Linked DNA regions of Homo sapiens: region 2 is linked to region 1. Evidence: read pairs that join two places in POLR2A ChIA-PET (ENCODE). Cell type or tissue: Caco-2. All regions are shown on one strand. Each heading gives the region's core, and the rest is flanking DNA. Links, peaks and the distances in the headings are about the cores only.

The links. Peaks named below come from ENCODE experiments on the same cell type or tissue, not always from the same donor. Only the 100,000 strongest peaks of a DNase experiment are listed, where the experiment ranks them.
Region 2: POLR2A ChIA-PET joins it to region 1 with 5 read pairs; 2 of 35 experiments call an interaction of 5 or more read pairs at or near these places.

What each region holds. Positions count from the first base shown.
Region 1 is chr14:69,794,086-69,802,418 of GRCh38, forward strand. SLC10A1 (solute carrier family 10 member 1) reads right to left here and starts at 3,156. Exons shown (of 5, transcript NM_003049.4): 1 at 2,715-3,156. The coding sequence starts at 3,070. In Caco-2, for the core only: no CTCF peak of the experiment used is centred there; a DNase peak (open chromatin) is centred at 3,276.
Region 2 is chr14:69,965,035-69,973,367 of GRCh38, forward strand. All of the region lies in intron 3 of SMOC1 (SPARC related modular calcium binding 1), which reads left to right. Among named protein-coding and RNA genes, the nearest start is that of SNORD169, 8.9 kb to the right of the region's middle. In Caco-2, for the core only: no CTCF peak of the experiment used is centred there; no DNase peak of the experiment used is centred there.

The sequences.
Region 1 (8,333 bases), core at 192-8,191:
TCATGTGTAAAATGGGATCTGTGTCTTACAATTCCTTCCAGTTCTAAATGGGATGTAGAGTATTGTGCTTATCTCAAACTGGGGCCTTTGGGCTACAGCTGGCCCTTTGACATGTATTGTTTGGTTTGCACATTTAAAAAAATGGAATGAGTTGCTGATTTCACATAAAATGGATATTTTACCTTCTTTTGAAAAGTGGGAAGCTCTGGCTCCCACACAATACTTGCTGCTGAGACACGGGTGTCTGCCCATGCCTTTGAGGCTGTCTGGCCATTTTGTTTGTGGAAATGCTGACCTGGAAGATATTTCAGTAAAAGCACAGGTTCCGGAGCCACCCAGACCTGGAGCCAATGTATTGACCTCTCTAAGATTCAGTTTCCTTACCTCTAAATGCTACTTGTTACATGCTGTCCCCCAGGGTGCTGTAGGAGGATCACATATACTTATCCAGGTAAGGTGTTTAGCACTGTGCCTGGCTGTTTCTTATAATCGTTGTCATTATTATAATGCATGTAACAAGTTGTCCCAAATTGGAATGGGATTTGAAGTCTGGCAGCACATGAAGGTAGATGACCAGATTCCCATTCCGACAGTGGGATCTGAGACATGGTTTAATGTGCATGGGAGGGTTGTTTGTTGGGAAGGAGTTTTATGGCAGAAGGTGGCTGTCCCAGCAGAGCTTATCTCTTGTGGGGGTCTAGGTAAAAATGACAGTCATCAGGGGTCTGGACAAGGAGGTTGAGCAGGAGAGCATGAGGGGTCATGTTCTTGAGTCACCAGAGGCTCTGCCTGGGTGGGGCCTAGAGCCACAGCAATGTAGGCATTGTGGCAGAGGCCTCAATAGTGGCCACTGGCGATGGGGCTGGGACATCTGGCCACTCACACTTAAAAGCACAGTTGCCTTCCACGTCCCCTGCTCTGCTTCTTCCACAGAAACACAAAGCCCTCAGAGTACCCCTTCGCAGGCCCCTGACTTCTGCATCCCTCATACACCAAAATTCAGATATACTCTAGGATTCTTGGGACACACAGGCTGCCATGAGCCTTGTCCAGAAGCCAGATCCAAGACCAAGGGCTTGCTTTGTAGCAGAGAGGATGTGGATTAGACAGAGGAAAGCATTTTCTCACAGTGAGGTAGTTGAACATTGAAATACCTTTCCGTGGGTGATGGCACAAGCCAAATGCCCTCTTTGTGCCTCTCTTCCCATTGACTACTAAAGTGAGGGCTGAATCATATGGAAAAAGAGCCCAGAGCTTCTCAGATGGCAGATCCTGTTAAACCCCAACTCTCATTCACTCTCACTTTTTTATTTCCTTTTTTTTTTTTTTTTTGAGAGAGAGACAGGGTCTCACTCTGTTGCCCAGGCTGGAGTGCAGTGGTGTGATCATGACTCACTGTAGCCTTGAACTCGTAGGCTCAAAGATCCTCTCATCTCAGCCTCCCAAGTAGCTGGGACTACAGGCATGTGCCACTATGCCTGGCTAATTAAATATATATGTATATATTTGTAGACACAGGGTTTTGCTATGTTGCCCAGGTTGGTCTTAAACTCCTGGTCTCAAGTGATCTTCCTGCCTTGGCCTCCCAAAGTGCTGGGATTATAGGTGTGAGCCACCGTGCCCAGCCATTCTCACTTTTTTCATTTAAAAAATCTGTCCCAGTGTCATTTTGCATCACTAGGAGGGGCTTCTTGACTGGGTTAGTTTTCCTAGGAAAGTTTGGCTAGGAGTAGGGTGCTGACAGACACAAGCAGATGGACTTTCTGGGTTCTGCTGCTATACCTGGCATTGAATAGCGTCTCCACGGAGGACTAAACCAGGGGGGACTGGCTTGAGACTGAGGTTTCACTGAAAGCAAGAGCTTCTGCTAGTGAGTTTTCTTTAGCTTCAGCACAGGCTGCTGGAGCTGGAGCAGGTCTGAAGTAGCTCCTCTGGCAGATGTTCAAGACTAGAGTCTCCCCAGTTTGGAAGGATGAGCATCAACCAGCCCCTGTGTGCTGCGTCTCCAGGAGCGAGCCCTTGCTGATTTCTGCTTATAATGCTTTGGGCAGGGGGTTAGGGGGTGCTGCTGTCTTCCCCTTATCAGGGTGGCTGAGATGGGGCTGGCCTATCTGGAGTGGGTGCTGGGAAACTCTAGGATCTCCCTGGTTGTGCCTTTGCATGGAAATGTCATTGCATCTGATGGGGAATGAGGGACTTTAAAGAGAAAACATCTTAGATGACCAGGTAATTGGGAGGACCTTTTGGAAATTCTTGCCCGCTTTGCAGGAATTTGAGGTGCTCATTTGGTTCCAAGTCACCTTGATCTCCCTGATGATGTTTGGAACGAATCACACTACCTTTTAAATCTCTGGGCTCAAAGCAGGCAACTTGTCCACTGTTGTAGGTGGATGCAGTTCTCCAGAGGTTCCTTTGGCTTTAATCAGTGCTCCTTTAAGACAATCCTTGAGACACCTCTGGAAGCAAGGAGATCACCACGAGCTTCCTGGACCAGTATGGTCCCTTTGGCTTGGTGCCTAAACCAGACGTACCCCAACTCCTGCCCCCATCCCAGCATAAGCTCTTGGCAATAAATGCCAGACTTCCCCTGCCCTAGCCTCCACCCAGCCTGCATTCACTCCTTTTCCTGGCTTTAGCCCAGCTCTTCCCCTCAATTGTGACATATCTAATGTAGCTCCTGTCCCAGGCTGTTCCCTCCTCACCCCCAGGCCTACCTGAGGTTCATGTCCCCCTTCATGGCCAGACTGAAGACATTGGACAGGTTCCCTCCAGGTGAGCAGCCACAGACCAAGATGGCCAGTGCCTCAATGTTCTTCAGCCGGAAGACCTTGCCCAGCACAAAGGCCGTGAGGGGCATGATGCCATACTGTGCCACCAGGGCGATGGCCAGCCCTTTAGGCTTCCATAAGTGAGCCTTGATCTTGCTGAACTCCATGGTGCAGCCCAGCGAGAGCATGATGAAGAACAACATGAACACCAGGATGACGCTCAGTGCCAGGTCTGTGGGGCGCTTGCCAAAGTTGGGTGGCAGGGTGAAGTTGAATGGGGCAGACGCGTTGTGGGCCTCCATCCTCCTGTGAGGCAGTGGAAGACCACTCCTTGTTCTCCGGCTGACTCCGTTTCTTGTGCAGTTCTTGCTGGATGCCTTCTTTAATCACCTCTCAGGACAGAGAGTTTCTGGACAAAAGCTCTGGGCAAATAGAAGGGTTATGCAACTATCTGAGCTATTTCTCTGGCTGTCGCCCCAAAGAGGAACAGCCCAGAACCTTATCTGCCTGCCCTAGCTCTCCCAAGCTCCCTGACCTCTGCTGGATTCCTGGGTGCTACTTGTACTCCTCCCTTGTCACTTTGCTGCTTCTGGGCTTATTTCTCCCCTTTGCCCTCCACTGAGTGTGCCTCATGGGCATTCATTCAGTTACTGGGGACCTGCCCAGGGCCCACCTGAATCTAGGTCCAGCCCATCTCCTTCCCTGCAGCTCCTTTTCCCAGCTCCGCTCTTGATTCCTTAGTTTCTTGGTTGGGGGAAGGTGCCCTCCCCATGTCCAGTGGGTTATCATTTGTCCCCAGAACCCATGAGAGTGAAAGGAGCTGGGTGTTGCCTTTGGTTCCTAGATACAGGTAGCATAGTCCAAGGGGGTGTGGGACAGGCAATGTCACTGGCCTCCAGGAGGGGATGTGTCCATGACCCTTTTCCTGGGAGCTGAGAGGATGCCAGTATCCTCCCTGCCTGTTCTGGGGAAATGTTTGTTTTATCCCCAAACTGGGACTGTATGAGTCCCAGGGAGGAATACTGGTGGTGGCTGCTCCACACTACCTGGAATGCTTACCATCAGAGGGAATAACCAGCTGGGATGGTGGGTGGGCTCTCAGGAAGCTTGGAGGCTCTTTCCCCGAAAAGCAACCTGAGAGAACCCTGGCTGTGGAGATTGCTTTGTGCCCGAGGAGGCCCATTGCTTGCAAAACTTGCTGAGAAGGAAGCAGGAATGCAGTCTTTTCTTCCTGACTTCCTGATTGCTTTACTTTTGCACTGGGCCTGTGTGTTTCAGGCTGGGAGCCAGGCTTGGGGCGTGGAGCAGAAGCAGAGAGAGGTGGGCATGCCAGGGGCGGGGCCACCTAGTGTGTGAGGTTATCCTAGGCCTTGCTCTTTCCATCTATCCCCACTGCAGAGGTGGGACAAGGGAGGAGGGGTCTCCTTCAGAAACACAATTGCTTCTTGGCTTGGTTGGAACCTAGGAGGCCTGGGTGGGGTCTGAAACAGGTGATTAGGCTTTGTATGTAGGACTCCAGAGGGCAGAATAGGGACCAGGGTGTGAACCACTGTTGGGTGGAGGTGGGGACAGATTTTGGCTTGGTGCAAGGAACCACCTGAAAATGAGAGCTCTCCAAGAATGGCCTTGAGGCCTCTGGAATCCTGCTTGGATAAGGGTTGGATGGCAGGATCCATACATATTGCATCATATCCATGAAAAGGCTGCTCCCTGGGCTTGCGCGGTGGGCAGCCTGCGGGGCCGTATACTGTGGCCCTGGGTGACATGAACTTGAAGCCTCTTTTCCTTTGAGAGTCTCTGCTAATGATTTCCTGGTGCTTGAGTTGGGCTGGTATCAAAGGGAGGGCAGGCAGAGGACTGGGCACTGGATGTGATGCCTGGACTGAGCGTTCCCACAGGGTAGGGTTGAGTCTCAGAGGAGGCTGCTTCCTCTCCCTGGGGCTAATCAGAAGGGAACAGAGTTGCTAGGGGAGAATTATTGATCACTAACTGAGTACCAGGCACCATGGGAGGCAAAAAAAATAAAAATAAATAAATAAAAAAAACTATATAATTCATGTTCCTGTTCTCAGGGACCTGATGGTCTGTACAAGACCACAGATGGCCAGATGGTACACAATGCAATATGGAAGCACGTGAGGGTGGAGGCCATGCAGGGCTGCCAGGTACACCTGTTCAGGTTGGGCACTACACAATGCTAGGGACGCCACTCTACAGATGTCTTGTGCAACCGTACATGAGGCCTTGAAGTCAAAGGGAGACGTTAGGTTTTTACACATTTGCCTGATGCCAAAGGGTGAGGAGGAATTGACCAATATCTGTTAAAGATCAGGGTCTGGGCATGTGTCTATTGTGCACATCCAAAGAGAAGAAGAGTTCCTATGAACACATTTGTAACCTGGATTCTAAACCACGTAGTCTCTATCAACTCTTCCTCCTCACCTCTTCTCAGGAACCCAAAATCCTTCCACCTCCTACTGTGAGTTTTTCCCTTTGAGAAAACAGTTTCTTGCCCTGGCTGCCCCTCCTCCCACTCCTTCCCATTCCCTCTGTTCCTAGCAATGTGACTTTGCAGAGAATGGAAAAATCTCTTCCAGGAACCTGACACCCTCCATTCTTTTCCCCATATCCCCTCAGAATCTACTCTAATTTAATACAATTTTGGAAACAGGAAGATCTTTTTGTGTTATGTTAATGATACCTGAGAGTTGTTGAGCACATGCTGTGTGATGGATGCTGTGATTTAAATTACATTTCTTTTTAACTTTTATTTTAGATTTAGGGGTACATGTACAGGTTTGTTGTTACAGACAAACTTGTGTTATGGGGGTTTGGTGCACGGACCACTTTGTCACCCAGGTACTAAACATAGTACCTGATAGTTCTGATAGTTATTTTTCCTGATTCTCTCCCTTCTTCCACCCTCCTCCCTCAAGTAGGCCCCAGTGTCTGTTGTTCCCTTCTTCGTGCCCATTAGTTCTCATTATTTAACTCCCACTTATCAGTGGGAACATGCAGTATTTGGTTTTCTGTTCCTGCATTAGTTTGCTAAGAATATTGGCCTCCAGCTCCATCTGTGTTCCTGCAGAGAACATGATCTCATTCTTTTTTACGGCTGTATAGATTCCATGATGTATATGTACCACATTTTCTTTATCCAGCCTACTGTTGATGGGCATTTAGGTTGATTCTATGTCTTTGCTATTGTGAATAGTGCTGCAATGAACACACGTGTGCATGTGTCTTTATGGTAGAATGACTTATATTCCTTTGGGTATATACCCAGTAATGAGATTGCTGAGTTGAATGGTAGTTCTGTTTTTAGTTCTTTGAAAAATTGCCACACTATTTTCCACAATGGTTTAACTAATTTACCCTCCCACCAGCAGTGTATAAGTGTTCCCTTTACCTTGAATGTAAATGGGCTAAATGCCCCAAATAAAAGGCACAGAGTGGCAAGCTGGATAAAGAAGCAAGGCCGAACAGCATGCTGTCTTCAAGAGACCCATTTAACATGCAATGACACCCATAGGCTTAAAATAAAGGGATGGAGAAAAATCTACCAAGCAAATGGAAATCAGAAAAAAGCAGGGGTTGCAATCCTAATTTTAGACGAAGCAGACTATAAGCCAACAAAGATGAAAAAAGACAAAGAAGGGCATTACATCATGGTGAAGGGTTCAAATCAACAAAAAGGCCTAACTGTCCTAAATATAGATGCACCAACCGCAGGAGTACCCAGATTCATAAAGCAAGTTCTTTTTAAAAAATAAATAATTGAAATTTATTTTTTATAATTCTGGAGGCTGGAAAGTCTAAGATCAAGGTGCTGGCAGATTCAGTATCTGATGAGGGCTGCTCTCTGCAGATAATGCCTTGTTGCTGCATCCTCCAGAGGGGGTGAATGCATAAAGCAAGTTCTGAGAGACCCATGAAGAGACTTAGACTCCCACACAATAACAGAGGGAGACTTCAACACCCCACTGACAGTATTAGACAGATCATCAAGGCAAGACGAATCATCAAAGCAAAGATACTCAGGACCTGAACTCAACACTTGACTGAATGGACCTAGTAGACATCTATAGAACTCTCCACCCCAAAACAACAGAATATACATTCTTCTCATTGCCACATGGCACATTCACTAAAATCAACCAAAGAATTGGACATAAAGCAATTCATAGCCAATGCAAAAAACAAAAATAAAATTATACCAATCACACCCTTGGACAACAAAGCAATAAAAATAGAATTGAGTACAAAGAAAATTGCTCAAAACCATACATTTACATGGAAATTAAACAGCCTCCTCGTGAATGACTTTTGGGCAAATAAATTAAGGGAGAAATCAATAAGTTATTTGAAACTAATGAGAACAAAGATACAGCATACCAGAATCTCTGGGATACAGCTAAGGCAGTGTTAAGAGGGAAATGTATAGCACTAAATGCCCACGTTTTTATTTAGTCTTCACAATAGCCTTATGAGATAAGATGCTATTGCTATCCTTATTTTATAGGTTAGGAAAAGGCTTAGAGTGGTTAAATAATCTGCCCAATTTGCATGGCTAGTGAGTGGTACAATTGGTATTCATGCCCAGCCTGGTTCCGGGCCCCAGCTGCTCTTCTGACCTGCTCCTTCTTTTGCCTCATCCTGTCTCCCGAGTTAGCCTGCTTTTTGAGACCTGAAAGCTTTGACTGGAAAAGATCCTGTGATTGCATATTTTTTCCAAACTGGCCTAGACTTGTTCTTTCACAGGCTGGATGTAGCAAGCAACACAACAAACACAACATCCAAACAATCATGGGGGGGTAGTGGTGGCTGTGTAAATTTTACTTAAGGGACATTTTAATTTCATCTCTGGCAAAAGTCAGCTATTTTCCCAGATTCTGAAGTGGCATAAAAAGCCTTCAGTCAGCCATTGCTCTTGACAGTAGAATTCTACTTGTAGAAAATTATCCTATAGAGATAATTGCTTGAGGATCTACGTAAAGAGATTTTCACTGCAGCATTGCTTTGTAATAGTGAACTATTGGAAATAACCTAAATATCTATTAGTAGGTGATTGGTTATGGCCCATTTAAAAGAATGTAGCCATTAAAAAATATGGTAGTGACTTATGGTATAAATGTGGCTGTAGAGGCTGGACATGGTGGCTCATGCCTGTAATCCCAGCACTTTGGGAGGCTGAGGCAGGAGGATTGCTTGAGTCCAGGAGTTCCAGACCAGCCTGGGCAACATAATAAGACCTAGTCTCTACACAGAATAAAAAATTAGCGAGGTGTGGTGGCAGGCACCTATATCCCCAGCTACTTAAAAGGCTGAGGCAAGAGGATCGCTTGAGCCTAGGAGTTTGAGAGGTCAGGGCTGCAGTGAGCTATGATTGCGCACTGCACTCTAGGCTGGGCGACAGAGTGAACCTTGAGGCTAAAAAGAAAAAGAAAAAAAGGGCTGGATGGCTGGGCTCGGGCTCATGCCTGTAATTCCAGCATTTTGAGAGGCTGAGGTGGGAGGATCACACAAGCTCAGGAGTTTGAAACCAGCCTGGGCAACATAGTGAGG
Region 2 (8,333 bases), core at 50-8,049, 170 kb after region 1:
ATGTGAGGAATATCCAATGGAGCCAGAGATAACAACCAAAGGATGGATAAAAAGATGACTAGGCCGGGTGCAGTAGCGCACGCCTGTAATCCCAGCACTTTGGGAGGCCGAGGTGGGTGAATCACCTGAGGTCAGGAGATCAAGACCAGCCTGGCTAACATGGTGAAACCCCATCTCCACTAAAAACACACAAAAAATTAGCCAGGTGTGGTGGTACATGCCTGTAGTCCCAGCTACTTGGGAGGCTCAGGCAGGAGAATCGCTTGAACCCGGGAGGTGGAGATTGCAGTGAGCCGAGTTGGCGCCACTGCACTCCAGCCTGGGTGACAGAGCAAGACTCTCAAATAATAATAATAATAATAATAATAATAAAAAGATGACCAAAGGGATACCTGAGAGCCAGATCCAAACCTTTGTCTGTGAATGATAATAAGTCTTTTAAGTGTAGTCCCACAGAGCTGACCCAGGATCACTGAGTACAGTATATAAAGAGTAGGATTCTGACTCGAAATAGGGAAGAACTTTTGACAAGTAGAGTAGCTCACAGACAGAATGTCTGACTCAAAGAGGACTTAACTTCCCATCCTGGAAAGTGGGCAATCAGAGACCAAGTGGATATCCATCAGCTGTGCCATGGGGATGGGAGGGAGTGTTCCTACATTGGGAAGGGGGTTCAATTGATCTCTGAGGAGGAAAACACCACTTTTTAGGATTTTATGAAACAAGAGCTAATGTCCAATCAGGTGGCTAGGCACACAGTAGGCCCACAACAGACATTTACTCAGGAAACTTTCAGGCAGAGCCATTAAGACACACGTTTAGGGCTTTTGCCACTGCTCTGTGAGTGCACGTAACATGCTGGGAGGTGACCCGGCAGGTCAGTCAACTAAACTCTTCTGCAAAATTGAAGGGATCAGAATTTTTTTTCATGTCAAAATAGGGAAGAATAATAGGAACTCAGGTGGGAGGTGTGAAGACAGAAAAGTTTTATTAAAAGTGAAGTCAGACAGGAGAACAAGGAAAGGCTCCACTCCTGCAGGCCACTTTTGTCTTCCCCACCAGCCAGCGTTCTCACAGTTCTCATCTGAGTAAATGCTCCTATTTATGAGGGACTTTCTTATTATGTACTTTTTAAACATAAAAATATATTTGATACTTAACCCCCAAGATAGAAATAAAATTAAAGGAACAAGAGGTATCATATTTGCTGTTTACAAAACCTGGACCATTCTAGGCACCAGACAGAGGAACAGGAGTGAAGACAGTGAAGTTTCTTGGGTCCCCGGAGCCCTAACACTCGGGTGTTCCAAATGTCTTTATATGTCCTTTGTGGGGGATGCTGTTCAAACTTTTTGGAAAATACAAAAAATATTCTTCACCATATAATTGGATTGGTGGTCTTAACACTGACAATTAGGTACTAGTTTATAAATCTCCTCCCTACTCTTCAGGAGCAAAAGTTCACCTTACAGCAGGGTTGTGGAATTATGGACCTTCTGGATTAAAGAGGACCTCAGAGACATCTGGTTTATCTTCTTCCTCTACCTACCCCACTCCAATCCAGGGCTCACGCTCCACTTACAGTCTCTACCCAAGTAGTCTTCCACCTTCTGCTTAATTGCTCTCAGAGACAGGAAGCTTATTCTCACAATGAAAAAATCCATAGTGAATTTTGGGACAATTTTTTTGGAAAGTCCTCTTTACCTTGACTTGAGAGCTGTCTTCCTATAACTTCCAAGAGATGACTTCAGTTCTAGCTATGGGAATTATAGAATCCACAGAAAGACTTGAAGATGAGCACCATTATATCCTTGTGAAATCTTCTCTTTCAGCCAACAATTTATTTCCCCTGGCAGAAATCCTTAGTTCTAGCACTCATTCCCATACCATAGGGATTTATATATCTTTCCATCTGGCCTCCTTCTTCTGAGTCTAATTTGCCAAGGCCCTTCTTATAGGGCCTTCCTTATAGCATCCTTCCTCACATTGGACACAAGATTTCAGATGTGGTCATGAGCAGGCTGGGGAAGAACAAGGCCATCTCTTGTTCTAAACACACCACTCCTAACTAATGCCATGTTGGCAGCCATATCACACCATCAACTCATAAAAAATGCAGTTGACAAAGACTCCCATATTTAGGAGGATTTGAAATTGAAGGATTAGCTTCCTTTCCTGCATCTCCTCTTAAATTCTGGCAGATGAGGTAAATACTCTTAAAGGAAAAATTCTTCATTCCCCAACAGGCAATCCTCCCTAGACTTGGCATAAAGTGGGAGACAATGTCTACAGTCAATAAGAATAGCAGTGCTTTCAGGCTATGGCCTAGATTAAGCTTGCCCATCCCATGGCCCGCAGGCCACATGCTGCCCAGGATCGCTTTGAATGAGGCCCAACACAAATTCGTAAACCTTCTTAAAACATTATGAGATTTTTTTTAAGCTCATCAGCTATTGTTAGTGTTAGTGTATTTTATATGTACCCCAAGACAGTTCTTCTTCCAGTGTGGCCCAGGGAAGCCAAAAGATTGGACACCCCTGGCCTAGATCCTCTGCAAAAGGTAGGGGAAAAGGATAAAATCAGCATGTGCTAAGCACATATCCTATATCTACACTGTTTTAGATGCTTTATATATCTTGTTTCATTTTGTCTTCTTAATAATCTTCAAGGTGGTACCATGAATCCTGTTTCATAGATAGGCTCAGAGAGGTTAAGTGACTTTGCTGAAGTCACACAGCTAGTAGTGGAGATGGTATTTACACTGAGGTCTTTTTGTCTCCAAAACCATGTTTTCCCTTCTACTCCTGTTGCTTCTCAGCCAAACCTGACTAAAGATGAGGAGAAGATGTGTGCGATAACCTATTCCAAACTGAGGAAAGGACAGCTCATGCTAGACAGACCAAAAGAATTACACCATCCCTTCCTTCTCTCCCCCTTAACCACTTCTCACTGCAGTCAAACTCTTGTCCATGTGTGAAATCACCCAGAAGATTTAATACTGCAGTCACTAGATTCATGCATTAAAATACCATGTCATTAAAACATTGGGAATATAAAAGCTTTGGAAACAAATAGGGTCACAAGGCCCCTTGTTCCCAAACTCTCACGTAGAAAACTACTTGTTTCTTGAGTATTTCATGATAAATGCCAGAAAGAGGGTGGGATGCTCCTTTGACACAGTGGCTCATGAAGTGTGGTCCCTGGACCCAGCGGCAAGAGCATTGCCAGAGAACCTGTTAGAAATGCAAATGCTCCAGATGACTCCAGACTCAATGAATGCAGAAGCTCTGTGGGTGAGGCCCAGCAATGTTTTCATAAGCCCTCCAGATGACTCTCATCCATACCCAATAAACAATCTTCTCCCTCAGATTCTGATGGAGAGAGATGTTCTTGGGGGTGGGGACATAAGTGGCCATCTCAGGTGATCAGTCTTCCAGCCAGAGCCCATGGCACCCATGGAAAACCACAACTGCTCAGACATCCTACAGGGAATGCAGCCAAAAGGAAAACAGAGCAGCTGAAAATACTGCTCTGACATGAAGCCATCAGTAGGACCAACAGCAAGATGTTTAAATTTCACTGTGCATTAGCTTAATCCAAAAACCCTGCTATCCGATTTGGAGTAATGGGCAGGTTAAAAAGAAAAAACAGTCTCATACTCTCACTGCCAAAAGAGAGTTAGAAAAATACTCACATTCTTTTTACTTGTAGTTTAACCTTTTTCCACTAGGAAATGTTCATATACATGACAGCAGTCCTTTCATTACATGTTTTGTAGCTGCTACCAGGCATGCTGAATCAAGCCTGTCCCATTGCATATGGTTCATGATTTCTATTTTGCAAAAGAAGCACAAAGAGACAGATGGGGAGAAATGAAGCCACAGGGTGAGAAGGCACTGTGCCTTCCATGGGATCCCAGTTGTCCTTGAAGTTCTGAGGCAATTCAGGATGGATTTCTTAGCAAATACATAGCTTGACAAAGCATTACAAAAAGAGAGGAGGGGTTGTCATCGGAAGGAAATTATTTCAAGCATAGTGAACTGAGAGCCTGATATCTAGACTGCAAAAAAGTAGGATGGGACAAAGTGAAAAAATACAGCAAGGCCTTGTAATTCATTATACTGCTTTTTCCCTTGACCCCAAGCACATTTCAGAGAACACTTGTCCTGTCCAATGCTCCCTGTGTAAAAGTTAGGGGAGGGTCCCTGCATTTGTCCATTCTTGCGTTGCTATAAAGAAATACTGGAGACTGGGTAATTTATAAAGAAAAGGGGTTTAATTGGCTCACAGTTCTGCAGGCTGTACAGGAAGCATGATGCTGGCATCTACTCCGCTTCTGGAAAGGCCTCAGGAAACTTACAATCATGGCGGAAGGGGAAGGGGAAGCAGGCAAATCACATGGCCAGAGCAGGAGCAGGAGCAGGAACAGGAGAGAGGGAGGGGAGGTGCCACACACTTTTAAACGACCAGATCTCACAAGAACTCACCCGCTGTCGTGAAAACCAAGGAGATGGTGCTAAACATTCATGAGAAACCCAGCCCGATGGTCCAGTCACCTCCCAACAGGCCCCACCTCCCACGCTGGGGATTACATTTCAACATGAGATTTGGATGGGGACATGCATCCAAACTGTATCAGTCCCCTAGTTTAATAAGTTTAGGAATTGCTGCAAATGGTATCTTCCTCTTAGGGATAAATCATTAATTGATGTAAAGCTAGGAGAAGTTCTGCAGTAAAGAAATCTTTTAACTTTGTTTAACCCAATATTTCCAAAGTTATTTGGCCAGAGGACACCTTTATCCCTCATTATTTCTATTCACACCTCACAGAACACAAGCTGCATTCATTCATCAGTGTATCAAATTGGAGAGAACAGCAGCCTCACATTTCTGGAGAAAAGAGAAGAAAGTGGGCACCTGCAGAGAGACTGGTTTCCTCTCTGGTTTCCTAGGAAAGCAAGGGTGATTGGTAGGAGAGTGAAAGAAGAAGCAACAAAGAAGCGAGTCTGGGAGGTGAGGCCTCACCCCTGCCATAGAAACCACCAGAGAACATCCCAGGGGAAGCAGGGCAGCCCGCAGCAGGTGGAGGCGCCAATGCTACTCCAGAAAAGGCCTCTCATTGAAACGGGAGCAGAAGACTCTCTTCCAGCTGCTTCCCTGGTGGGCATATTTACATGACCCCAAAGAGTTCTATTTTCCAGAAAATTACAAGGCTCAAAGAGACTCAGTCGCTTCCTGTCTCTTCCTCCTTCCTTGAGGTCTGAGAGCTTTCCATCTGCCGGGACAAGGTACTGGGAGCCAACTACTACTCTGTCTCTGGGCCTCAGTTTCCTCATTTTTGAAGTGTTTGGGTTAGATTGGTGACCTCTAAGGCTTTTTCCAGTCCATCAGTTCTGAAATTTTATGATTGCTTGGATATTGGGATTCCAATGTCCTGTGCTGTTATTAACTAGCTTTGAACAAATAACTTCTGCTCTCTGTACCTCTCCTATAAAAGATTTGCACACAGGGTGGCTTTGAGGCCCAAGTGAGATAATGCATAGACCTTTGATGGTGACTGAGAAGCCATCATGAAAGTGGAAGGTGGTATTTTTTGCGTTGGACATGGCACCTGCGGGTGATAGTTGTCTATATGTGTTGTTCATCTGTCGGCCCCATTTCTCTCTTTGCTTTCTTCCCCTTTGCTCCCTGACTTGCTTTACCCCCAGGAGCTGAGGTTTCTCTGCTCATCGGTTGCTCACCTGCCTTGTTGGGAGTGGTAGCCTGCCACATCCTTCCAGGTGTTCAGAATTTGGGCTAATGTTGAAGATTAGCAGGATTAAAATAATTCAGATCTGTCTTTATCTGGATGGGGGTTGGCCTGAAATATACCACTAGGCTGTTTATGTAAAGGGCTTCTTGCCAAAAATATTAAAGTGTATGAGGCAGAGATGAAACTTACTTATCTAGGAACACACTGCCTTAAAGGACCTTTGAGACCCCTAGTTACATTCTTTTTTTTGGAGACGGAATCTCACTTTATTGCCCAGGCTAGAGTGCAGGGGTGTGATCTTGGCTCACTGGAACCTCCAACTCGTGGCTTCAAGCAATTATCCTGCTTCGGCCTCCCGAGTAGCTGGGATTACAGGCATCTGCCACCACGCCTACTAATTTTTGTATTTTTAGTAGAGACGGGGTTTCACCATGTTGGCCAGGCTGGTCTCGAACTCCTGATCTCCAGTGATCTGCCTGCCTCGGCCTCCCAAAGTGCTGGAATTACAGGCATGAGCCACCGCACCTGGCCCCGCTCCCCCTGGTTACATTCTACAGTACAGTTGCAATATAAGCAGAAGGTAACCTCACTTAGGTTGATGAGTAAACACTTTTTGTCCCTTAAGGAGGAGCCATCTGTTGACACTTCAGCCTTCCTAGGATGCTTCGGAGTGGGATAGGAGCAGATTTCACTGTTTGTATCTGTACCTTTTGGGCCAGAACAACCATGAGTTTTGAGAACTGCACAGGGAGATATTTGAAATAGCCAATTGCCTCATGGATCCTCTTGGCCCTGGGTTTTCTGAGATTAAGTCTAAAAGTTGACCAACTTGAGGCTCTTAGGGAAAAAGGAAGGGTATTACTTATTAATTTAAAAGGATAAATCTGCAAGGGAGGAAGCTAAGCCAGGTAGAGTTTACATCTTGATCATGTATATAGAAACCATCAATTCAAAGAATTTACACCCTGATCGCTTTTCTGCAAGAAACGTTTCTCTCCTCTGCTGGCAATAGAACTATTTCTATGTGAAAACAAACATCTCCTTCTTCCACCCAAACCTTTGCAAACGTTTTGCTGACTTTAGACTGCCACTTCCCCTCAGGCTGCTCAGAATAGGATGTTCTTTTGTCCTCATCAGATAATCTGGCTCTGGCATTTTTGAGTGTACAGATAGTTTGCTAAAATATAACACAATGATAATAAAAATAAATAGCTGAAAGTTAACTGGGCACTTACCCTGTGAGCTAAGTGTTTTATTTACATTATCAAATTGAATTCTCTTAACAACTAAGATAAGTATTATTGTCATGATTATCTTCCCTTTTTAAAAAGATACAGACAGACCGAGGCTTAGTGTGATTGAAAAGCTTTTCAAGGCTGCAGAAGGAGTTAAGTGGCGGAGCTGGGAGGTGCTGGAAGGCCGGCTGCAGACTGTCTCCATGTAACTTCTTTTTCTGCAAGAAGTCACCTTGAAAACTCCCTAGACAACTTAGAAACAACCTCTCATTGTGGAATCATGGGCTGATTCACTCGGGGCTCCTTCAGCTAAGAGCTTGTGCTCGGCCACTTCCCTCAGCTCCTGGATCTGAGACCTTGCTCGGGTCTTCTGTGCCACCCTTTGCCCATGGCTGTCCCCACACCTGCGGCACACCTGGGGTAGGTGTGCCATTATTGTATACCCCCGCCCTCACAGGCACATGGCAACAATTCCTCATTTGATTTCAGTTTTATAGGACTTGGAAGGAGCTCCCAGCCTGGGATTTTGTAATCTGGGCTCTCTACTTTGGAGCCTGGACTGAGAAAAATGCTGAGGGCTCTGGGGAGAAAGGAGCTGTGTTTGGGCCTCTGGGCCAGCCGGGAGCTGGGAGACAGTGTTCATGTGCCCACTGGGATACAATGGGCACACTCAGTGAGAATGTGGCCCTTGGGACCCTCTGAGCCCACAGGTCAGATTATATCCCCAGAAACAAAGCTTTGGGCTTAGCCTCTTACTCATGAATTTGCTTCTGTCCCCACTAGCCTTTGCTGGCACTCTGTGCATGCTTGAGAGGAGGCAGCTTTTGAACCAGCCCGTTCTCTGCAGCCTGCTTAACTGCAGTGCCTGGCTCCCGCAGCACAGCACTGGGCCAGAGACACAGCCTCGGGCGATGGACTTGAGGGCACAGTCCTCATGGAGACAGAGGCCTACCTTGGCCATGGGAGTCAAGGGCCCTGGGAGTGAGTCAGCGTGGCCATTCAGCTCCTGGGACATGTTTCCCCAGAGGTGATTATTGACCAAGGAGGAGAGAGCAGCCTGCCAGGCTCCATTAAATTGCTGCCACTGGCAAGGAACTGTCTTTAGGAAATATCCCCTCTAGGGTGGATGGAGTCTGAAGGGATCAACTCCACATTTCCAGCAGCATTTCCCACCCAAGTCTGTGGAGGTTACTAGAGGAGATCTGGCCCTGGAAAAGGCCAGCTTGCCAGGCATTTCTGGCATCGCTGAGAACAATTCTCACCACCGCCACTCCATATCCAGCCTTCGCTGGGTGCCAGACAATGGACTTCCTTACCTTCAGGTTTCACGTTGTTATCCCCATTTT